Regions from separate parts of the Homo sapiens genome. Here region 1 is linked to region 2. Evidence: chromatin loops called from intact Hi-C (ENCODE). Cell type or tissue: Panc1. All regions are shown on one strand. Each heading gives the region's core, and the rest is flanking DNA. Links, peaks and the distances in the headings are about the cores only.

The links. Peaks named below come from ENCODE experiments on the same cell type or tissue, not always from the same donor. Only the 100,000 strongest peaks of a DNase experiment are listed, where the experiment ranks them.
Region 1: it touches region 2 in a loop (3-fold over the local background); 2 of 110 quality-filtered maps call a loop at or near these places.

Annotation. Positions count from the first base shown.
Region 1 is chr1:153,139,232-153,151,450 of GRCh38, forward strand. It overlaps SPRR2G (small proline rich protein 2G), which reads right to left and starts at 11,659. Exons shown (of 2, transcript NM_001014291.4): 1 at 11,621-11,659; 2 at 10,351-10,900. The coding sequence starts at 10,879. The coding sequence ends at 10,658. It also overlaps the pseudogene SPRR2C. RefSeq lists an enhancer at 934-2,133. In Panc1, for the core only: no CTCF peak of the experiment used is centred there; no DNase peak of the experiment used is centred there; H3K27me3 peaks cover 1,609 bases.
Region 2 is chr1:153,199,672-153,211,890 of GRCh38, forward strand. It overlaps LELP1 (late cornified envelope like proline rich 1), which reads left to right and starts at 3,759. Exons shown (of 2, transcript NM_001010857.3): 1 at 3,759-3,860; 2 at 5,016-5,449. The coding sequence starts at 5,037. The coding sequence ends at 5,333. It also overlaps a transcript of SPRR2G not described here. In Panc1, for the core only: no CTCF peak of the experiment used is centred there; no DNase peak of the experiment used is centred there; H3K27me3 peaks cover 986 bases.

The DNA of each region.
Region 1 (12,219 bases), core at 3,479-8,478, 60 kb before region 2:
TCAATATCATGGAGATAGATATCATGGAGAATAGAATGATAAGATACCTGAGGCAGGGAAAGGTATTTGTGGGGGATGGGGGGGATGTTGGTTAATGGGTACAAACAAAAAGATACAAGGAATAAGTTTTAATATTCAACAGTAGAGTAGGGTGACTAGTTTACAACAATGTATTCTATATTTCACAATAGCTAGGAGAGAAAAATTAAAATGTTCCTAACAAAGAAAAATGATAAATACCCCAGGCGATGGATAGTCTAAATTTCCTGATATCCTGACTTGATCATTACACATTCTATTCATGTAACAAGATATCATATGTACCCCGTAATTGTATACAAGTATTATGAATTCTTAAAAAATAGCAATAGAGACTCTTCTTATTTCCTGTATTAGTTATATCCAAGCTACTCTCTTGCTGGAGCAACTATGGTGGTGGTTGTAGTGGTGTAGTGATGCTGGTGATGATGATAATGATGATGATGATGAAGACAAGGATGATATATTCCTGCTAATAAACCTCAATTAAATGACTGCTAATTATGTGTCAAGCATTCTGCCAACCAAATTTCAGATAGTAATTCAATTTTATGCCTTAGACTAGCTTTGTTATGTAAATGTTATTTTGCTCACTTTGCAGTAAAGAGACTGACATTTGGGGAAGTTGAATAATATGTTCCTTGAATCAATCAAAACACTAACTAAGGAAAATAAAACGGGTTTAAAATCACACAGAAATAATCTTTAGTATGACCCAAAATTCCTACAATAATCATGAGAGCCTGGTCCTGGGGACCAACGAAAGATAGAAATAAATCCAAATGATCATATGATATTGTTAATAAAGTAGGTTTAAACAGAAATGAAATATCCATTCACAAAAATATAGGCATAGCTACTTTATTCAGGGAGTGAAAGAAAAGTGACAATTGCACAGATAGTAGAAGCTCATGCCAGGTGACAGACAGAGACAGAAGACATCAAAATAATTCTTTGATGGCACCCAAAGAGAAGCTCTGAAAGGCCGGTACAGCTGAGGACTTCCTTTGCTCAGTCTCCACCTGGACAGTGGCAGCATGGCAGCCTCAGAAAGGAAACATTTTGCTGTCGGGGATCATCATGGGCAGATCACAGGCTAAGGGGAAAGAAGCTCCCTGTGTATCCCTGGATGGCTTTGATGAGAAGATGCAGGTGGAGCTGTGGAACGAGGTGAGCCAATTATCCCTATCCTTTCGTGGTCCTGATGAATTCCGAAGCTGTTACTTGCTCTTGGGTGGACACTTTGGCTGGCAGGGTGGGGAAGGTGTCACCAGAGGATATTTCTGCTGGCACTGCTGAGGTGGGCAGGGCTGTGGACACTTTGGTGGTGGGCAGGGCTCAGGGCACTTCAGGGGTGGACATGGCTCTGGACGCTTTGGCAGGCGGCACACAGGAGGTGGCTGGCAGGGCTGCTTACATTGCTACTGTTGATAAGACATCCTGCTGGAGTCTCAGAATCTGAAAGAAATTATATAACAGGGTTCACAGGAAGGGACTCCTACAAAGAAAAGCCAACGTTTATGTAATACCATGGGCTATTTCTCCAGTCTCCAAAAAATTATTTAAACTCCTAATTCCCTTTTCATGACTCTCTGGTTTCTCCTTTCCACTTTAGCAAATTGCTTTATCAACCCTGGGAAATCCTGTGTTTTCTCATGCAATTTTTCTAAAGAAAATATCTCTGTTATAAAGAATCAAGCATGAAAATAACCACTTCATGAAAGGCAGTCACAAGTTCAGATACTCTGGGCAATCTCAGAAGCTATTCCTATCATCATTATCTGTTGTAAAGCCCCAGTGGGCTGATGGGCAAAGAGCAAAGGGCTGTTTGGGAAGAATTGCAGGCTCTCACACCTGCTAAAACACAAATGTTTGAAAAGGACACCAGAAAGATATAGAAAAAAGGAAAAACACTTTGCTTTTACCTCTTCCTCAAATCAAAGCCTTCCTATTAACTTCGCTGTTCATATGAACACCAAGCTACTTACAAAAAAAAGCTAAAACAATGTGTCATTATGATCTAATCCTAAGGTTCCATCCACTAAGTAGTGTCAAAACTGTCATCAGAGGTTTGGATCAACCATACTTTCTGTCTTCAGATTAAATTCAACTTTTGAGGGCCCAAAGAACAGAGAAATTCAAGTAAGCAGACTCACCAGGTTCTCCAAAGCAGATCGGTGCTCAAGTACCAGGAGTTTAGGAGTCATGAGGCTGAGAACCTCTTCACAGGGCCTGCTGCCCCACCCAGGGGGAAACGGAACTGCCTAAAATGGGCTGGTCCAGTAATGTCCCATCCAAAATGCAAATTTATCCATAACTGGTATGACAGGGAATCTCAAAAAAGGAAATATCCTGTTCTGAGGTCTCCCGCTGGATTAAGTGCTCATGACTCACAGAGGCCCTGCCTTAGCTCTCAGTTTCAGTGACTTATGGCAGAGAGAAAATTGGGGGATTCTCTAACTGGTGGTCCAAGGCTGTCTTTCTTGATTGGGGGAAAGGATCCCTTTCTATCTTAACCTTTCCCTGAATTGTAAAACTTCCTGCTCTGATCCACTTTAGCTGATTTCTATATTGTTGTACATGAACTCAACTCTACCTCTACTCCCTTAGTATAATTTGCCAATTTGCTAGAAGTAATGAGAAACTGAACATAGTTCTATCATTGGCAAGTCCTGTGATCACAGGTAGGTCACTTCTCCTCCCTGGGTTTGAGTCTTTCTGTGTTCACAGGAGAGAATAATACCTGGCTCTGGGTTGGAGACTGTCCACATTGTGCTATTTGTAGACTCTTCTTCAAGCCTGAAATTTTTTCCTCTCTTTTTTTTTTCCTATATAATCCTGGGTTTGACCTATATTCTTTGTGTTTTTAGAGCTGTCTTTTCCACCCAATCCATAGAGGCATTTCTCTGCTAGGACAGATTCCACAGTGGAATCAAGTCCCCTCGGTGTTTTTCCTCCTTGCTGCCCTCAAAGATGTGTACTACAGACCTTTTAAGGAATTAAAAAATGTACTCTTAATCGCCAAATTAAAGAAAGGAGAGAAGTGAACAAAAACCACAAGGAGTCACCTAAAACCTATTTATTGAACCATGCCTGAGACAATGGGGTTTTCTAGATATACAATCATGTCATCTGCAAACCGGGACAATTTGACTTCCTCTTTTCCTAACTGAATACCCTTTATTTCCTTCTCCTGCCTAATTGCCCTAGCCAGAACTTCCAACACTCTGTTGAATAGGAGTGGTGAGAGAGGGCATCCCTGTCTTGTGCCAGTTTTCAAAGGGAATGCTTCCAGTTTTTGCCCATTCACTATGATATTGGCTGTGGGTTTGTCAGAGATAGCTCTTATTATTTTGAGATATGTCCCATCAATACCTAATTTATTGAGAGTTTTTAGCATGAAGGTTGTTGAATTTTGTCAAAGGTCTTTTCTGCATCTATTGAGATAATCATATGGTTTTTGTCTTTGGTTCTGTTTATATGCTGGATTACATTTATTGATTTGCTTATATTGAACCAGCCTTGCATCCCAGGGATTAAGCCCACTTGATCGTGGTGGATAAGCCTTTTCATGTGCTGCTGGATTCGGTTTGCCAGTATTTTATTGAGGATTTTTGCATCAATGTTCACCAAGGATATTGGTCTAAAATTCTCCTTTTTGGTTGTGTCTCTGCCCGGCTTTGGTATCAGGATGATGCTGGCCTCATAAAATGAGTTAGGGAGGATTCCCTCTTTTCTATTGATTGGAATAGTTTCAGAAGGAATGGTACCAGTTCCTCCTTGTACCTCTGGTAGAATTCGGCTGTGAATCCATCTGGTCCTGGACTCTTTTTGGTTGGTAAGCTATTGATTATTGCCACAATTTCAGAGCCTGTTATTGGTCTATTCAGAGATTCAACTTCTTCCTGGTTTAGTCTTGGGAGGGTGTATGTGTCGAGGAATTTATCCATTTCTTCTAGATTTTCTAGTTTATTTGCATAGAGGTGTTTGTAGTATTCTCTGATGGTAGTTTGTATTTCTGTGGGATCGGTGGTGATATCCCCTTTATCATTTTTTATTGCGTCTATTTGATTCTTCTCTCTTTTCTTCTTTATTAGTCTTGCTAGCGGTCTATCAATTTTGTTGATCCTTTCAAAAAACCAGCTCCTGGATTCATTAATTTTTTGAAGGGTTTTTTGTGTCTCTATTTCCTTCAGTTCTGCTTTGAACCATGCCTATGTGGTTCCTCACAGCAGAGAACAAGATGCGTAGACTCACACCATCACATGTAAATTCTGGAGACTGGAGATACACACAAGGCTCTTCCCACTGCTGCTTCTACTTTTATATTCCTCACTGCTCCATAAATCATTTCCAGTGCTGGGGAGGGTTAAGGCCTTCCCCCATGGCCTGGATTGCCAGGTTACCTGGTGGTGTATATCCTGGAGGCAGTCCATCCCCCCTCATACTCTGAAAAACTCTGTTTTCTGCCTGGCTCACAGTGTAGGTTGCAGCCTGCAGCTTCTTTCAAAGGATGTATGGGGTTTTGTTTTTTTGTGTGTGGGGTCTTTTTTTTTTTTTCAGTTTTCCTGTTAAGTTCCTGCATTACTTCCTGGGAAAAAGTTCACAGTGTGGATCTCTACACACTATTTTGTCTTTCCAAGTGAGAGAGGCATGCTAACAATGTCTCCAATCCACTATCTTGGAAAAATAAAAACAAACTTCACTCAGAATTTTAAGGCCTTTATCCGTTGACTCCTAGCAGCCTGTATTGCTGATAAAGTGATGCTAAGGATTACCTGGAAAAGGAATTTCTTTATAAATCTGGAGGTGGACTTGAAGATCCAACTAAAGAGGATCTTTTAACTTCAGGGGACAAAGGAGCCAAAAGTCCTCTTGATTGGGTATGAGAGTTGATTAGGAAAGAAAGAGAAACAGAGTAGAATGATGAGGGAAACCTCAATGTGTTTTTTTTCTCTTAGCTGCACAAATTGTGGAAGGTAGCTGAATCCTGCATCTGCTTTGAGACACTTATTTCTCCCACACATTCTTTATTAGGGAATTACATAAGGATATTCTTCAATGAGTAGTGGCATAAGCTCAAGAAACAGAAAGGTAGAGAAATGGTGGGTTTAATCCAGGAAATTATTTAAGAAGGGGAGAGGACAAGGGGTGTACAGGAGACCTGGAGAGCTGTCAGCACAGACTGGAAAAAACAAACAAACAAACAGAGGCCTCCAGAAATGAAAATCTGAAAAACAAGAAGGAGAACAGACTCTATATCATCTTTTAAATTTTCAAACAATCCAACAAGAAAATAAAGGCTATTGAAGCTTTAAAATATAGATATGGAAGAAGCTAATAAATGCAGCCCCTGCAGTAAATTCTTATAAAACTGCTTTGTCAAATACAACCATCCAAGAGATATAATCTACTAAACATCTCATAGATGGGAAGCTATGGTAAGAGAAATAGTAGTTAGCAATGTATCATTTTAAATAATGAAATAAGCATAGTCATCTGTAGGAACTGAGGTCATAAAACAGAGCATCGGTATTTATAAACCCTAACAATGTGAAAATTTCTATATAACTAGCAAAAATGTTGAAGTAAAAATGGGTTGGGAAGATACAAATTTACTCAACATTTATATTGGTAATTCTATAATTAATATCTGATATTGAAATGTGGAGATAAGAAAATAATGACTCCAAATGCTTTTCATTTTAAGACCTGCTTATTCAGACTGTTGCAGAAATCTGAGCACGGGAGAAAATTTTGCCTGAAGTTTGACAATTCTTAATTATATCTTGCTTTCCTTTTCTTCTGTTAAATTAAATTAATGCATTAAAAATTCCAGCTACGGCACTTCTCTATTCTTTCTATCTCTTTTTCTACTTACTATGCATGGAAAGGTATCTATAATGATGGCTGTTCATGTTAATGATGGTTACTTTGGAAATAAACTGTGATTATCTTTGGGCAAAAAGAAAGAGCATAGACTCAGATAGAGAGGATCATAGCTTTTCTGTGCTGTTGAAGTTTTTTAACTTTATAGCAGTATCATTGTAAATAAGACAGAAATGGTAGCTATTTTGGTAGATAACCACAAGAAGGTTCACAACTGGACTGTGTGTGCTCTAACACAACTTTACATAACACCTACCATTGCACCATTTACTCCAGACCTACTGAACGACAAAGCAGTCTCTGGAACATTGCAGGTGTCTGTGTGTGTTCTCTGATGTTGCCCCCTGCATCTGGAATACTTTACCTTTCAGCTCTCCCTGATGATCACCTGCATATGCTTCTACAATCTGCTCAGTCATCTGGAGGTTTTCCTTGCTCCACCCCTATCTTCTCAAGTAGAATCAAATGACCCCAACTGTTCCTTATAGAACATAATTTTAACACAGTATGCATACCAGAATTGCAATTATTTTATTTTACATATGATTCTAAGGTTTTTGAGGGCAAGCAAAATGGCTTATCATTTATCGCTTGAGCTTAGTGCCTGGAAAATATATACTCAAAACTTATGAAGGCAAGAAGGAAGGAAAAATCAGATAAATAGGGTGGGCATGTCAGAGGGAAGAAGGAAGAAATGAAAGAGAGTAAGATGAAAACAAAAGAAGAGCTAAAATAATCTGTCTCAAATCAAACAATTACAGGCTTTCCGCCTTTTTGAAAAAAAGAAGATGCTTGCATGTGTATTTTAAGTATTAGTCTTAGTAACTTTCCCAAGTTTTTCTGCCTCAACCACATAAATACTAACAAAAGATAAAGAAATACAGGATAAACATATGGTAAACACATATCAAAGAAAACACTTGACAAAACAAATCATTTCATTCAGTACCCTACTATTTCAGTGGACTAGCTTGAACATTTTAATTGTATTTTTAGTTGTAGTTATGACATATGTGTTATATAATAATAAAATGGTACACAAAATTTTACAGAGAAAAAAAATGCTGCCTCTCACCTCATCATTTGACCATGCAATTTCCTATCCTACTTAAGCTTTTCTGAGAGAAGGAAGGAAGAATAAATACAGATGAGGCAGATTTCAGAGGTGAGTTTCAGTTCATGTTGGGCTTTGTAGATCACTGTAGAGACTGTGTCTCATATTCTGATTTAGAAGGGAAGTATCTGGCTAGAGAAGTGACATTATCTTTAAGAGGTTAATTCTGACTACTGTGTTGAGCATTTGTCATATAGAGCAAGGATGAAAGCGGGGAGAGAGTAAGGAGGCTATAGAAATAATGCAGATATTCAGGTGGCTTGAAGCAGGGTCATAGCAATATCTGCAGCAACAGACAATTCAAAAATAAAATGTTAAAATCCACTTATAATAACATTTGAAATAAATACCAAAAAACTTTAAGAAAAGATGTGCAAGACCTTTCACTGAACACTGTGTACTTCTCTGCTTAGAGAAAGTAAATATATGGACAGATATTGCTTGTTCATGGATCAAAAAGTCAGTACTGCTAAGTTTTGTCAATACTGTCAGTTCTTCTCAAATTGAGCCATAGATTTAATATAATTTCAGTCAAACCCCCTCAGTGTCTTTTAAAGAATTCGCAAGCTAATTATAAAATGTATGTGGAAATATATAGTACTTGGAGCAGGACAAATGAATATTTATTCTAGAACCAAACTAATCAGATGTAGTATTAGCATAAAAATAGACATAGAGATCAATAGAATAGAATAAAGTCCAAAAATAGACCCACATGGATATGTATCTATATCTATATAGTTAGTTGGTTTTCAATGAAGGTGTCAGGGTAATTTAATGGGCAAAAAAAAGAAACTTGTCAGCAAATGGTACTCAAGCAATTGGATATTAATATGGGAAATAGTGAATCTTGATTCTTACTTCACATATACAAAAATTAATTCAAAATATATCACTAAGATAAAAAATAAAACATTCTGCAATTCTGGAGGAAAACAGGAGAAAATCTTAGTTACAGTGGGTTAGGCAAATTACCATTAAAGCTAAGTATCCAAAATATACTAAAAATTCATAAAAAGTAGTCAGAAAAAAACAGCTCAATAGAAATGGGTAAAAGCCTTTAGCAGGCACTTCACAAGAATGTATGTCAAAATGATTAATAAACATATTTTTTAAAACTTCTAAAAGACATTAATATTTAATAAAATGCATATTCAAAGTACAATAAAAGATAATTATGCCCATACCAGATAGGTAAACTATGAAGGGTGACATTGATTGATTAGCTGAAGGAGGGAAAGGAAGCATAAAATCTACTACACAGCTCTAGGCATTTAAATTGGGACAGCATTTTAGAAAACAGTTTGGCATCACCTACCAAAGTTGAAGATGCACATACTTCTGGGTGTATATCCTAGAGAAATGTGTGAGCTTGTGCACCCACAGGCAGGAAGAAAACATCATGATGGCACTATTCATAACAATACCAAATAGGGAACAACCCGATGTCAACCAAGAGTAGAATAAATAAGGATACAAAAGTGTTGTGTATTTATACAATGATATGCTAAAATGCAATCATGAATAAGCAAAAATTACACAATGATGGTTGAAAGGAGACAGGCAAAAAAATGACATACTGTATGGTTCCATTTATATGCAATTCAAAAACTGGAAAACTTAACTATATCTATTAATATAGATCCCTCTATATTAATGGTTAAAAAATAAAATAAAAAGCAAGAAAGTAATTATGTTAAATGTCAGCAGAGTGTTTACTTCCAGTGATGAAAGTATAGAGTGTTATTGAATAAGGCAATGTGGAGTCTTTAGAAAGTTTGGTAATGTCATTTTTCTTCAATTTGGCATTGGTTGCATGAGTGCTCAGCTTGTAATTATTCGCCCTGTACAGCTAAAGTTTATGAACTTTCCGAATGTGTTGATTATATTTCGCCTAAAATAAAGGATTTTTTATTTTTGTTTTTCTTAAAGACAAAATGTGGCCTGGGGGTTAGGAGGAACTGTCAACAACATTAAGCCAGAGCTTTATTCAACAGCTTACTGTTAAGACAATAACTTGGAGTTATTCTGTATTGCCTTGTGTAAACTTTACCTTCTAACATTCCTGTTGGGGCTTGGAGCACAGCAAGAACAAAATTCCCTAAGCATTCTGCTAGCTGCAATTTGATGAAACTAATCAAATATATTTCCCTTTAAGATGTGAAAACAGGTAGACCTACTTTTCATTTGGGCAGTCCCTCTTAGCAAAAGAGTTTTAATTAATTCCTCAGTTCTTTTCAACTTTTAAAAAAATATGTTTGAAATACCCTATGTACTTCTGGTTGAAATGCTATGCAAAAGTAATTATATACAATTGTTGAGTTATGTACAATAAAATTTCAAGACTTTGACCATCCTAAGATGGCTGTCAAACTTCAAGTATATATCGAAATCATGACTGTATCCTAGAGATCCAACCTCTCTGACCTCATTTGCAGACATTTCTCCTTGACCACCATTTTCCTTTTTGTTATTTTGTATTTCTTTTTTTTTTTTTTTTTTTTTTTTTTTTGAGACAGAGTCTCGCTCTGTCGCCCATGCTGGAGTCCAGTGGCACGATCTCGGCTCACTGCAAGCCCGCCTCTCGGATTCACGCCATTCTCCTGCCTCAGCCTCCCGAGTAGCTGGGACTACAGGCGCCCACCACCACGCCCGGCTAATGTTATTTTGTATTTCTTTAGCACTGGCCATTTCTTCCAACAGGAACAATCTACCCCTGATATACCCATGGCTCCCTCTTCTATTCATTCATGTCTTTGAGCCAAAAGTCACTTCAAAGGGTCTTTCTAAATAATTTTCTTTAAATATAGCCCATGTATTACTATAATTTGTCCTGTGTGTGGGAGGTGTGTGGGGGTCGGGGGGTGGGGGTGATATGTAACTCTCTTAAGACTGTAGACTCTATAAGAGCAAGGACTTTGTTTGGTCATCATTATCCCTATCAGCAGTGCATAGAAGACTGGCTGGCACATGATAGACAATTAGGAAACATTTGTGAATAAATCAATTGCTATGAGTACACTCAGCTGAATACATGCTCTCTTACTTTTTACAGATGATGAAACTGAAGCTAAGAGAGTTTAGGTAATTTTTTCAGCCATACAAGCTAGAAGGGGTAAAAATGAGTTTTAAACCAATAAAAGAGAATTATTTGTTGTACCGAATCCAAAACACACATTGCACGCAACACTGAATTCAGTGATGGAAAAGCCTAATAATTCTAATAATTCAATAGGAATGAAAAGGAACATTCACTTGGTGTAGTTAACAGAAGAGGTTAAAGACACGAAATGCAAACAAAAGCAATGTGGGCTTGACCATGAAACATGTGCTTTATTGGGGAGAAGCAAAAGAATAAACACACTTGCTCTCAGGATAGGAACCACCATCTACATCACAGACAGCAAAGCGAGATTAGGCAGTGATCTGGCTGCTCATCTTCCAACAACATATCGGTTTTCAGAACTAAGCCTTTTCTCTGTCAACGCTCAAGCCAGACAGAGGTTAGGGAAGATGCAGCCTCCCACTACAGCTGAAGGGAAGATGATGGAGTCCTGGGAGTAAGAAGAGCCACTGGATCTTGTTGTTTCATGGTCCTGATGAATTCTAGTGATGTTACTTGCTCTTGGGTGGATACTTCTGCTGGCAGGGTGGGTATGGTTGCACAGGAGGGCATTTATCCTGGCATGGTGGAGGTGGGCAATGCTCAGGTGGACAAGGAGGAGGCAGGTAAGGCTCAGGGCACTTCGGGGGTGGACATGGCTCTGGGCACTTTGGCGTGGGGCACACAGGAGGTGGCTGGCAGGGCTGCTTGCACTGCTGCTGCTGGTAAGACATCTCTCCTCAGTCTCAGAGAATCTGAAAGATACATACGAAACAGTGCTCATAAGAGAGACAGTCCTGTTGGTGGAGCAATTAGCTAGGACATCAAATCTCCAGTATCTAGGGACCAACTTTGATCCCTAATACAGTCTTTATGACTTTGTGAACCTTCTTCACACTTCACTTTTAGGACCTCTTACCCTCAGTTCTTCCGTCTTTCTGGCTGTTCTCTCATTCTACCATTTTCTGAAAATAAAATTGCCTATGAGACAGCAACAAATGTTGTCTGAATACAAACACTATCTGAAGAAGAAAAACTCAGATATTAAAAGTCTAGCCAATACCAAACAAATCTGTGCTCTTATCTTCCATGAGGCCCTAGTTACCAGTTTTAATGAGCTGGCTGTGGTGCTGAGCCATGAGTTTTTTAAGAGAATTGCAAAAACTTGCACCCATCACCCAAGGAGATTGCACTCCAAGAGAGATGTATTTGGAACAGATGTGAAGCAGGAGACAGAACAGCATCTTGTGTCTCTCACTCTCCTTCAGTTTAAGATTTTATATATTTGACTCCAGGTTCCTCATCACCTTCATGTTTATCTACCAAATACCAGCTAAAATTTACCTTCAAGACCTCATTATCTTCTTTTTCCTATCCATGAGGATAAATTGGTTAAAATAAACAGGCATTTCTGTACCCAGGTTAGACCCTAACACCATCCAAGTGCAAGAAAAGCTTCTAATATTTGTACTCACCAGAGTCTTCAAAGATCTACAACTGAATGGCAAGAAGATAGCATCAGTGTGGTGGAGAGTCCTTTTATAAGGGGCAGGCAGCCCTACACAGGGAACAGCCCAGGACTAGCATGATGTGCTTATTTCCCAACCAAAATACCACTTGCATGTAATCCATGCTGGTATCACAAAATTCCTAGTCCATGATCCTCCCCAGCAGGATAAGTGCACAGTGATTCACTTGGGACATTATCTCAGGTTCCTCATGCCAGTGGCAATTGTAGAACGTGACAAATTGTCTGACAATTGTGGTGCTTCCCTATAATTAGAGATGGTGCTTCTCCTACTTCCCAGCTTCCAAAGTATCCTGTATGTAAAACTACTCCCATTCAGTTGCACATGCCCAGTATCTAGCTGTGTTCTCTTTAGTAGAGACCAGTATGTGCTGATCCTGCAGCCTGGCTATATCCTAACCCTCAACTGCAGTTTTTCTTTACAACTAACTTCCCCTTTTATCATGGCCTATTGATCCTTAGGCTTTTCTTGACAATTAATTGACTTGAACAGGGTGACAAAATCATATATCAGCTTCCTAGATGCTGACAGCCCCAACCTGGGTG
Region 2 (12,219 bases), core at 3,324-8,323:
GGAAATCCAACATTCAAGGAAAGACCTTCTGATTACTGAAATAAGATTTTTTTTATGTAAATAGAAGTTATTTTTATATAAATAGAAGTAAGAAATCATGCGATTTCTTAGCATGATTCTAAAAGTCAAGGGCATCTGCTAGAGATTTCATTCCAAGAGAAAGGGAAGAGCCAGCCCCACAGAGAGGGTTTTAAGAGGCATCAAGAGAAGAAATAGAGTTGCTTTCTGACCATCATGCAGGTTCTGCTTGTTCAACAAGAATTACACAGAGAGATAGAAAAAGGCATGGAAAAAAATAGAAATACTTTGCCAAAAAAGCAGCGAGGGAGATTCTAATGGAGTTAAAATTGCTGATACATAGCATGTCCCTGGGCTGATACAATATGCAGACATACAGGGCCTTCAGACACACACAGAGAGGAACCACTGAATGGCCCAGTGACTTTTTTGGCCTAAATTAAGTTACTATCTTTTATCAATAACATTGATATCAACCCTTCCTACTCAAAAGTGAAATCATCCGTTAATAGTTAACATTAAAATATCTAATCTTACTGTGAACGCCACCAGGAGCTTTGGCTGGAAGGCAGGGGAAAAAAATGCTATGGAGAAGGGGTCTGAGGAAAATATTGAGTTGGAGAAGTGGGATTATAGGGCCAACACCAGAAAATGAGAGAATGAGACAGAAATGAAGACACAGAGAGAGAGGTTCAGCAAACCAATGAAGACACCTGGCCAGCGTTGACAAAAAACGATAGCTAATATGAATAACAAACATTTTTGGGGGGTACTTCATACAGGGCATCCCCAGTCTTTACAATTCTATGAGTCTAGTGAGGCACTGTAATGGATGAGGGTGTAGGTTTTGCACTTGCAAATATGACTGGCATGTTATGAGCAATCGACATAAGTTATATATTATCTTAAGATGATGGTGACATTATATCATTTTATAGATGAAGGAATCGAGACCTGGATGGCTAAGTAAATTACTAAGAGTTGTTCAGCAAGTAAAGGATGAAAGCAGGATTTTTTTTTTTTTTTTTGAGACGGAGTCTCACTCTATTGCCCAGGCTGGAGTGCAATGGCGTGATCTCTGCTCACTGCAACCTTTGCCTCCCAGGTTCAAGCGATTCTTCTGCCTCAGCCTCCCGAGTAGCTGGGATTTCAGGCATGCGCCACCACGCCCAGCTAATTTGCTAATTTTTGTATTTTTAGTAGAGATGGGGTTTCACCATGTTGGCCAGGCTGGTCTCAAACTCCTGACCTCGTGATCCGCCCACCTCAGCCTCCCAAAGTGCTGGGATTACAGGTGTGAGCCACCGCGCCTAGCAAAAGCAGGATTTAAACCCAGAAATCTGACTTCAGGGTCCTCTTCTAACCCTAATCTAGGCAAGCCGGGCTTTGACATTTATCTCTTCTTCCAGCCTCTCGTGGAGGCCCAGCAGCCTAAGAAGCCTGTTCTGTGTTTCGTCTCAGTAGTAGTTCCTTCCAGCCAGCGAAGGAAGTCACTTAGCCACCAAACCCTAAGTGAAAGGTAAGGCTAGTAGCTGGGATACCAAATGTAACACTGCCAGGAGTGCTGACCTTTACAGAGGAAGGTTTTAAAGACTGGAAAGATAATGGGCAAACGTCCTACTGAAAGTCCAGTGACTGATATACTTTGATTCACTGAGAACTTCTTGAGCAAGAAATAGGAGAGGGAAGAAAGGAGAAAGAGAAAGATAACAATGGCTAGTAGAAATCACTACATTTTTTACATTGCTGTCACAAATGACTGCCATCTCCATATCTAGATTGGTAGCTTTGGTCCAGAGCTGAACATAGGTGAGGCTGGGTCTCCTGAGATGGGGGTGAGAGCTGCTTCTCAACAGCTTTGAGGAGAGAGAGCTGATGAACAATATTATGGAAGAAAGAGGAAATTCTTATGAAAGGAGTGAGCTGCACAAAGACTATGACTCTATCGCCAATTATTCCAGTGATAGGGGGTTAAATCCCAACCCATTCTCCTCTTTTATTTAGGTTCATTTGAGGTTTAATTGAATATGGCATTATTTATCCTTGTGAATAAACCCCATATGAGGTTTCTCCATCTTCAACTCATGATCTTCTATTCAATAAACACTTGTTAAACTGAAATGAACTGAAGGCCTCAGGTCTCCCCAGTGGCCCAAGGGCCAAAGCCATATTTCCAATAACCACCCAAGAGGGTTGACTCTAACTAAACTCTTCTCAGACTTAAACCCATATTCTTTTAGCACAAATCTGTTCCCCTGTTTCCTCAGCTCTCATTAAAAGTAATACTAACACCCCAAAACCTGGTGAAACATTGTCCCAAAGAGTTAAACAAACGAGTGACTAATACAAATTCTTGAGTTTACATGATAGTAGATTTTAAAAAAAGAACAACTTGCTGAAATGCTGAAACTCTCTCCATTTGTAAGATAACAAAATTGGCTGAAGTCATTGGAGCCAATCTGGCAGACTGGAGTCTGCACAGAAAAAGCGTGCTGATGTCACAGCCAAATTTCCACTGCATGTTTCATACTGACCCTCCCCGAAACTGCACATGTGACCCATGAGGTAGCATGAAGAGATAACTTCCCATGCCCGAGGACTTTTTCCAGCCCTCCCTTTTCCTTCCACCAGTCACCTACTAATACCAGAATCTAATCCCTAACCTTTCCCAATAAAATGACTGCCTTAAAGCCAGCACAGGGAGACAGATTCAAGCTAAACTCTTGTCTCTTTGATGGTCTAGTTGCAGTAAAAAGCTTTTCTTTTCTCAAAAACCTGGTGTCATCGTATTGCCTTCTAGTACACTAGGAAGAAGCCCTTTTGCTCTGGAGTCATCTTCAATTCTTAATTTTCTGCACAGTCAGTAAATAAGTCCCATGAATCTACCTGTCTAATGAGGTCTTTCTCATGGGCACCCAGACCCATGACTGCCTTCCTTCAGATGTGGAGATTTTCATAATTTCTTTAAAACAGTCTCATTCGACTTTTACTTCACCACCCCATCTCCCAATCCATCCTAATATTTAAATACCTTAGGCATAATCATGTCACAATTTTAATCAAAAGTCACTAGAGATTCATTCGTGATGACTGCCACGATGAACCTCCTAAACCTGAGTTCAGGCACCCTGTGTCTAAGCCTACCCACCTTTCGCACTCCAGCCTCCCATCGCCACTCCTAACACACCCCCATTCCAACCACAAAGACCCTGGTCAGGCCTTTAAAAAAGGCAAGGAAGGAATTCTGAGAGGCAAATCTTTGTGCCCTAAGGCAGGATCTGGGGCTAACCCAATTGTGTGGGGTGGTAAGAAGAGGTTTCAGAATCTCACATTAGAAAAATAAAGAAAAGAAGAATGTCAAAATGGCAGTGATCAATTCAGGGTTGCTCTCCTAGAAGGGTGGGGAAGGAGCAGGTTCAGAGGAATTAAACTTTGAGGGTGGAAGAGGAGCTGGAGACCATGTGTCAACAGTGGGCCAGCTTTTCTGCTCCCAGCAACAATGAGCCTCCCATCCTCAGAGCCCAGGACTCTTCACTGCAGCCTCATTTTACCAGCCTGAATGTTGAGGGGTCTAGGGAGGGGTGGGACAGCCAAGGGGGGTGATTCATCATGGCTCTATTCTGGTGTTCAGGGCTTGTTGTGCTGGGAGCTATGGAGTCACACAACAATTGCCCCTCGATGATGCTGCAATGACCTCATAAGTGGAGGTCATTTCCCCTGCCCCCACCCCCAGCTTCCTCAGATCTGGGCAGAGGAACCAAAGGGAAAAGCCACCTTCCCAGGCACAGCCATAACATCCACCTCACTCAACTGCTTGTCAAGTTCACCACCAACACAGAGGGGTAAGTTGCATTTGGACAGGTGGAAGTGGCCACTCTTTGGCCTCTTCTACCCTGGGAGTGACCTGAAGTACCCCACGCACTGAGCAGGGTTGGGAAAGTCATGTTTGAATGAAAGTTTCCTGTTATTTTCAGTGGTAAGAACTGGTGTGTGCTTCACCTTGGAATAGAGTCTCAACAATTTTAGAGTTCAACTTAATAATATGCCTCCCCAGAGAGCTATACTGATTTTAAAACAAAATTTAAAATGTTATTTTTATATTGTTAAAAGAAATCAAAGAAATATAACCAATTAGATCCAACTTGAAGTATTGTGAGGGACTGAAAATCCCTGTCCATATCTAGGAGTTAAACTGTCCGTGCAGAAATGCCTAGCTCAGGGCAAAACTCAACAGGAGAGAAAAGGAATTCCCTTCTGAAAATCACATTTTGTGGCTCTATCATTCAGATTTTCAGAGAAATTGGAATTTCGTGGTTCATCTCCTGATTTCTTCCCTTACCCTATTATTTATCAGAACCTGGATGGAGACAAAGGAGTGGGCAGTTCTAGAGTAGCCCATGGGAACCCACTCATGGCAGGGATTAAATTACTTTCCCTCCCATGGCCTCTAGTAAAGAAAGCAATTCTCAAGGTTCAGGGAACTTAGGTGGGACACAGGATTGAAAGCAGTGTCCTAGGCCCCCAAGTCTGCTAGTGTACCTCCCATCTATCTTCAGAGGAACAGGAAGTGGCCTTAGAGGAGCGAAACTTCTATTGTGCCATGAATGCCTTGAGCAATCTGGTCAAACTTAGGGACTCCTTGGAATCATGTTTCTAAATGAATTAAATACAACATATGGAGTTACAGAGACACCAACTCTACTGAAATACAGTTTCAGTGGGGTGGGGGAGGTGGGGGGTCCAAAACCATAGGTTAAGAACTCCTACTAGAGTCTATAGCATGGAAGCAAGAATAAGTGAAAAGGAAGCAGAGTTAAGGGTGGAGAGATTAAGAAATGCTATCTCAAACTCATACAAGGATGAGGGCGGCCCTAAATGAGAAGATGATCTAGAGCCTGAATGCATCTCAGGGAAGACTTTCTTAAGTACAAGGATAAGCTGTAAGAAGCCTGTAGGTATCCTCTCCCACCTACAATGCATCTCATATTTCTTTGCAGGGCTCAGATAATCAAGAAACAATGTCGAGTGATGATAAAAGTAAATCAAATGACCCCAAGACTGAGCCCAAGAACTGCGATCCCAAGTGTGAACAAAAGTGTGAGTCCAAATGCCAGCCCAGCTGTTTAAAGAAGCTGCTGCAACGCTGTTTCGAAAAGTGCCCATGGGAAAAGTGTCCAGCACCACCCAAGTGCCTGCCCTGCCCCTCGCAGTCTCCTTCATCCTGCCCTCCCCAGCCCTGCACCAAGCCCTGTCCTCCTAAATGCCCTTCATCCTGCCCACATGCTTGCCCACCTCCCTGCCCTCCCCCAGAGTGAGGCACTGTGGGCACTACCCAACCCCACCACCACTGCCACCTCCACCATGTACAACGCTGTGGGGCTGGAGACTGAAACCATGAACTGACAAGTAAACGTGTTCCTCTGCTGTGCAAGACTTCTCCTGGTGTTTCTGGTGGGTTTTGATTTGTTTTGTTTGTTGTTTTACAGCACTAAACCACCAACAAGCAATCCCTGAGAAGTGAGGCTAGAACCCTGCACTCTCAACAACCTTTGAGAACTGACTTTCCCTCTGACCCCACCTGCTGCTTAGAGGCAGGTGCCCACTTCTGAAGGGTGTACCCAGGTAATGCCAGGCTGTGTTAGAGCAAAGCCTGAGAGATCCATAAATATGGTTGCAGCTGTGAAAGCGTCTAACGCCAGGAAGCAGGAAAGAGATGGTATGAGGGAGAAAGAGGAGTAGAATATTGGTGAAAGGTCCAGGAAGGCTCAGGAAAAGGCATTGTACTACTTTTCTGTTAGTCCTGTTGCATAATGCTTATGCAGAAGGGCTCTCAGTACAGGCTGCATGGGTTTAATGCAACTCTATCTCTGCTCCCTAACACCTTGTAACCTTAGGCAAGTTGCTTAACTTCTTTGTGTCTCAGTTTTCCTCTCTTTGCAAAAGGAATGATGATGCTAACAGTACTGCTGTTATGAAGTTGTTGTGAGGCTAAAGAATTAACAGACGCCAGGCCAGGCACAGTGGCTCATGCCTGTAATCCTAGCACTTTGGGAGGCCGAGGCAGGTGGATCGCCTGAGGTCAGGAGTTCGAGACCAACCTGGCCAACATGGCAAAACCCCGTCTCTACTAAAAATACAAATATTAGCTGGGCGTGGCACACGCCTGTAATCCCAGCTACTCGGGAGGCTGAAGAAGGAGAATCACTTGAACCCAGGAGATGGAGGTTGCAGTGAGCCGAGATCGCACCACTGCACTCCAGCCTGCATGAGAGGAGCGAGACTCCATCTCAAAAAAAAAAAAAAAAAAAAAAAGAGTTAACAAATGCCAAGTGCCAGGTTTACAGGGACATAGTGAGTTGGTGAAGGAGCACCCCACACCCACCGCAGTGTAACACTCATCACACCTGAACTTCATTGCTTTGTGTAATTCTTCTTAGCCTGTAAATCTCCTGACCACAGGAGTCAGGCTTTGACATCTGTAAGCATACAGTTAGACATTCTTTTAAAAATATTCAAAAAGGAGTTACAGATTATACCACTATCTGTTACCTGGCTCTAATACTGAACTATAGTTACATAACATGTCACTAGTGGAAGAATCCCAGTGAAGGGTACATGAAACCTCTATTTTTGCAACACTCTGTGAATCTATAAAATTTCAAAATAAAAACTTAAGTACAAAAAACTAGATATTGTACATATCTGGGACCTCAATTAGGAATGAATAGGGAAAGCCTTCATAGCTGATGTGTTAGTGGAGATTATTTACAAGTAGTTAGAGAAAGTCCGTGTCAAACTAGCTTAATTCACAAAACAGAATTTATCAGCTCATGCCGAGAAGGGTTTGGGAACAGGGCATAGGATTAAAGGGAGAACTGTAGGAATCAAGACTTCAAGGCCTGGGATCAGGGACCCACTCACCATCTCAGCCACTCTCATCTCGCCAGCCTCTACAATGCCTCAGAATATGTCCCATCCTCTCCTAGTGCCCCCCACCCCGCCATTCAGTAAGGTCCTGGGCCAGTTGCATACCCAGCTTGTTGACAGGTTGGGCACAAGGATATTCCTATTTTCACCAGGAGAGGAACCTGATTGCCTAGAAGGTCACGAGCATGCCCCGTGGCCAAGCAGATGACAGAGCTTTGACGCACAGACAAACCAGTTGTGAATTGTTTCGGTGCACTGCACATAAGCAGCGATACAGTGAACAGCATTTAAGGATTCCCTGCTATCATCGTAATAGATAACTGAAGAGCCAAATCTGGGATGGCTCCCTATGGAACCATTACACAAAACTAGCTCTCATCCTTCTGAGCCTGAAGGATGGTTCAGACAGCGAAGGGTTTGGCAAGTATAGAGAGTCCAAAATGTGTCAAAGAAAAAATAACTGGGACCCCACCAGCCTGAGTCTGTACAGTCAGCTGGTGACAGAGCAGGCTTTTAGAATACGTGAAGTAGGCGGAACATTTAAGGCACCGCCCCCTTGTTTTCCAGGTGTGACATGAGGAGACCTTGAGGTCTCAGGGTCTTCTGAGGCACTGAGGTTCCCATACTCTAGATCCCTGCAGAGAGGCACTCACTGGATGCCAGGAGCCTCTGAAAGTCTAGTTTAGAGCATTGGGGACTGTGGTAACAGGTGGAAACCCCTTCAGCTGTGGGCAACAGGTGGAAAACCCTTCTACCTCACAGGAAGTCAAAAAGGAGGAAGGACAGAAGAAAGGGAGAGAGAGAGAGAGATAATAGAACAATAACATGGCGTCTTCATCCATGGTCAACAGACCATCCTCTATTAAATGGTCACTTTTAAATAATAAATCCTGAACCCAGTGCTAAAGAGTGTACTACAGTTGGTGGGAATATAAATAGACAAAAATCCTTTTAGAAAACAATTCAAGGAATGTGGGAATATGTATCATCAGAAGCATTAGATGCTTCAACTCTTTGGCCCAATGGGTCCACTTCATAGAACCTATTCAAAAAAAAAATTGCAAAATGGTGGGTAGGGGAGCTATATAAATAAAGGTGATTATCACAGCATAACTTAGAAACAATTTAAATATCTAACAAGGTTTGATTAAGTAAACTTGAACCTATTATATGATGAAACATTGTTTTAAGACATTAAATTTAATAATACATTAATAAATTCATTACATTAAATTTAATAATTTTAAAACATTAAAATAAATTTTAATTTATTTAATTTTAATGTATTAACCTATTCAATGTATTAAATTAATTTAATACATTAAAATGAATTAAAGAAAGTAAGGCCTCAATTGAAAATATAACGTAAAGCCATTATCTTTAACCAAAACCTTCCTTGATAATAATGGTAATAATAATAACAAAAGGAAATGTGTAGATATTCTCATTATTTTAAGACAATGGGGATATAGGTAACTAGTAGTTTATTTCTATTTTAATCTGGATTTTCACATGTTTTTGTTTCATGATGGGTTAAAAAAGAAGTAATCATGAAATAATCAACAATTTATGAAATAATCATGACTACTTCAGAGACCCCCAAAGTCCTTTATTTTACTCAATGTACAAACACAGGGAAGGAAGAATGTCTTAGGAAGTATGCACCACATCGAAGGCACCTCGCCGTGGATGCCTTCCCTCCAGGGGCAGGATCTCAGTCCCAGGCCAGGCAGTACGCGTCAGGGGGCTGTGCCCTCCCAGGTGGTTCTGCAAACTCTGGGCACAGCCTGAAAGGAGGCAGCTCTGGGAACATGAAACCATTCATTTCCAATTTAGGTCTTGTTTCTCCCATGTAAACGGAACCAAATATAGACATCTCTTCTTTTTTTTTTTTTTTTTTTTTTTTTTTTGAGATGGAGTCTTGCTCTGTCGCCCAGGCTGGAGTGCAGTGGCGCGACCTCGGCTCACTGCAAGCTCCGCCTCCCGGGTTCACGCCATTCTCCTGCCTCAGCCTCCAGAGTAGCTGGGACTACAGGTGCCCACCACCACACCTGGCTAATTTTTTGTATTTTTAGTAGAGACGGGGTTTCACCATGTTAGCCAGGATGGTCTCGATCTCCTGACCTCGTGATCCGCCCGCCTTGGCCTCCCAAAGTGCTGGGAAAGTCTCGTATAGAGCACTGGGGACTGTGGTAACAGGTGGAAACCCCTTCAGCTGTGGGTAACAGGTGGAAAACCTTTCTACCTCACAGGAAGTCAAAAAGGAGGAGGGACAGAAGAGCCACTGCGCCCGGCCAAGATAGACATCTCTTAATGGCTACTTTCCCAAAAAAAAGCTGGATCAAAGGCAATTCTGGGGAAATGGTTGGGACATGATGAGGGTGCCACCTCCCTGCAGAATCCCATAATTACTCCCAGCCCCAGCGGCAGTCACCAGGGTTCTGCCCCAAACAGTAGAGGGCTGTATAAATAAGCAACGCCTGAAGAGTGGCATCACAAGAATCTGTGCAGCACCAGGCTCGATGGCTCCCAGATAACAAGACAGGCAGGACCAAGGCCTCTCCCTTCATGACAAAGCAGTTCTGAGGATCCATTAAGATGGTCACAAAAGGAGCCTCCACCACAGACCCCTTTGCCTTGTGCTTTCTTGAGAATCAGGCAGAGTACAGCTAGCCTTCTAAAAGGGCTTCTAAGCCCTCCCAAATCAGGCAACTGGCTGTGAGGTGGGCTGGCGCTGTGAGGGCTGGGCACAGAACCTCGGGGTTGTCTGGCTTTGAAGCTGAAAGGAACCTTAGAGATCTTTTTCCTGCATCCTCCACTCCATGCATGAATGCCAACTGGGGAGAGGGGAGGAAGTAACCAGTTACCAAACGTCCTATTTTTCCTGTCCTGTTCCCACAGGACCAAGATTGCAGCTCAGCACACGAGCACAGGCAAATTCTAGAAGGCTTTATTAGTGATAAGTCATAACTGCTTCCATGTCACAGCGGTTGATGCTCAGCAAAGAGATCAGTAAAAACACTCAGCCGTTTGCCAAACACATAAAGATTTTAAAATACAAACTGATGGTAAAATGCATACCAGGATATTTTCAGCTGTACCTGTCTTCCAAGTGCAGGAAATCTCATATGTCTCATCTCCAGAGCTATATGCTCCCTCCCAGGCTCAAAGGAAACTCTTCTCAGACTAAGGAGTCATGGCTTTTTCCCAGAAATGTGCTCATCATCTCTCACCTACACCATTCAACCCTCCTAACTGGCTTTCGAAGTTCACCTTCCTCCAGTTCTTACTCCAGTGGAAGCCAGCCAAGGCAGTCTTGCTAAAATTCAAATTTATACATGATGTCCTTGCTTAAAATCCTTGAGTCTCCCCTTTGCCTAGAGGGCAGCTCAAATAACATTCTGTCATGCAAAAGCCTTCAGAATCAAGCCCCTGACTCCTTCTCTAGCCATAAGGCCATTTCTCCATCTCCTTCTAGAACTTTACAGCCCAGTAACAGGTAACTGCTGGCATTTCCTGGCACACAACACAGAGTCTCTGGCCTTTGTGACTTTACACCCCCTTCTCTATCATTTGCTCTGCCTCCACTGAATCTTCCTCTGAATGATCCTCCTGGGCAAATCCTCATCCTTTAAGTCAACTCAGGGGTCACCTGCTCCAAAAATCTTCCCCACATCCCACCCCCAAACTGGTTAGATGCCCCACTCTGTGGTCTCAGAGCTTCCATGCCTTCCTCCCCTTATCACTTCACATTCTGGCCACGTGTTCGTAACCTGACTCTCCCACCAGCCTGCCCTTTGAGAAGGGGCAGCCGGGCATGCATCGCTGACATGCAGTAATAACCAATGATTGGATGCTCAGAGGCTGCAGAGCCACTTTCCCAAACAAGAGAGGATTGCTCTGGACTGAGCCCCTGTCCACTGTGCTCCTTAATCTCGTGGCATGGAGTTATCCCCAGAATGCGACAGCGGGGAGAGGGGAAGGGGACTCAGCATGAATGGCCTGGGGCTGAAAGGCAGCCCTGGCCCTTGTTGCAGTCTTGTCCTTGGCCACTTTCCCCTTCAGCCACAAGATACAGATCCTGCCAGCCCTCCTAATGCCTTGCCAGGAAGATGCAGTCTACCTCCATGTGGGTCCCTCACCTCGGGCAGCAGCAAGGAAAGGGAAAGGGCTTGGCATCCTACAGACATGGGCTCCAAGCAAGCACTGCACCAGCCAGCTGTGGAGCCGGGCAAAATGCTTCGCCTCAGTGGGAGAAGGGAGCTCTTCACCTGAGGAATGAGAAGAAAAGTCTCACCAAGGGGCAAGGTGGGGTGATGAAGTCAGATAACTTATATCAAGCCCCTAGTGTGGGCAACTGAACTTAGGAAGCCAAGATGCCAACAGTACTCTAGTATCTATGTACACACTCGGAGTCACAACTCATCACCTACTGCAGCAAAAGCTTCCTGCTATCTGTTGTGAGAAGCAGTGCATTTGAGGGAGAAACAGGGAGTTCCACAAAAGGATGACAAATATCTCTGAAGGCAAGTAGAGTTAGGGGCCACCTCACCACCCCATTCCCAGGTTGGGCCCACAGTAGGAGCCAGAAGGAGATGCTCATATTGCCGAATATCAGAGCTGAACGTGGCATTTAAAATATCCTCAGTGTCTACATGAGGAAGCGAAGGTCCAGAGAGGGGAACAACCAAAGTCACAGCGTGTCGGTTGTAGAAAGCATCCAGGATTTCTAATCCTGATTTAGGCCAAGGTTCGCCAGAAATCAAACTCAAAAGGGAAAAAGTTGAAGATCTACAACAAATTTAAGTAACTGGGGAACATCCTTCCTCCCCACCATCTGTGTTGGTGATCTTTGACCTGAAGTCCCTGAACACCCTATAGATGACGGCATGTACATGTGAGTATTTCCTGTGATCCCAAACTGTGAACAGCCACTGGCTGGTCTGTGTCTTTGTTGTCTTCCCAAAGCTTATAAGGAATCCCCAATACACTGGTCTGCTAAGTGTTTTTGTTTTTGTTTTTTAATTATTATACTTTAAGTTTTAGGGTACATGTGCACATTGTGCAGGTTAGTTACATATGTATACATGTGCCATGCTGGTGCGCTGCACCCACTAACTCGTCATCTAGCATTAGGTATATCTCCCGATGCTATCCCTCCCCCCTCCCCCCACCCCACAACAGTCCCCAGAGTGTGATATTCCCCTTCCTGTGTCCATGTGATCTCATTGTTCAATTCCCACCTATGAGTGAGAATATGCGGTGTTTGGTTTT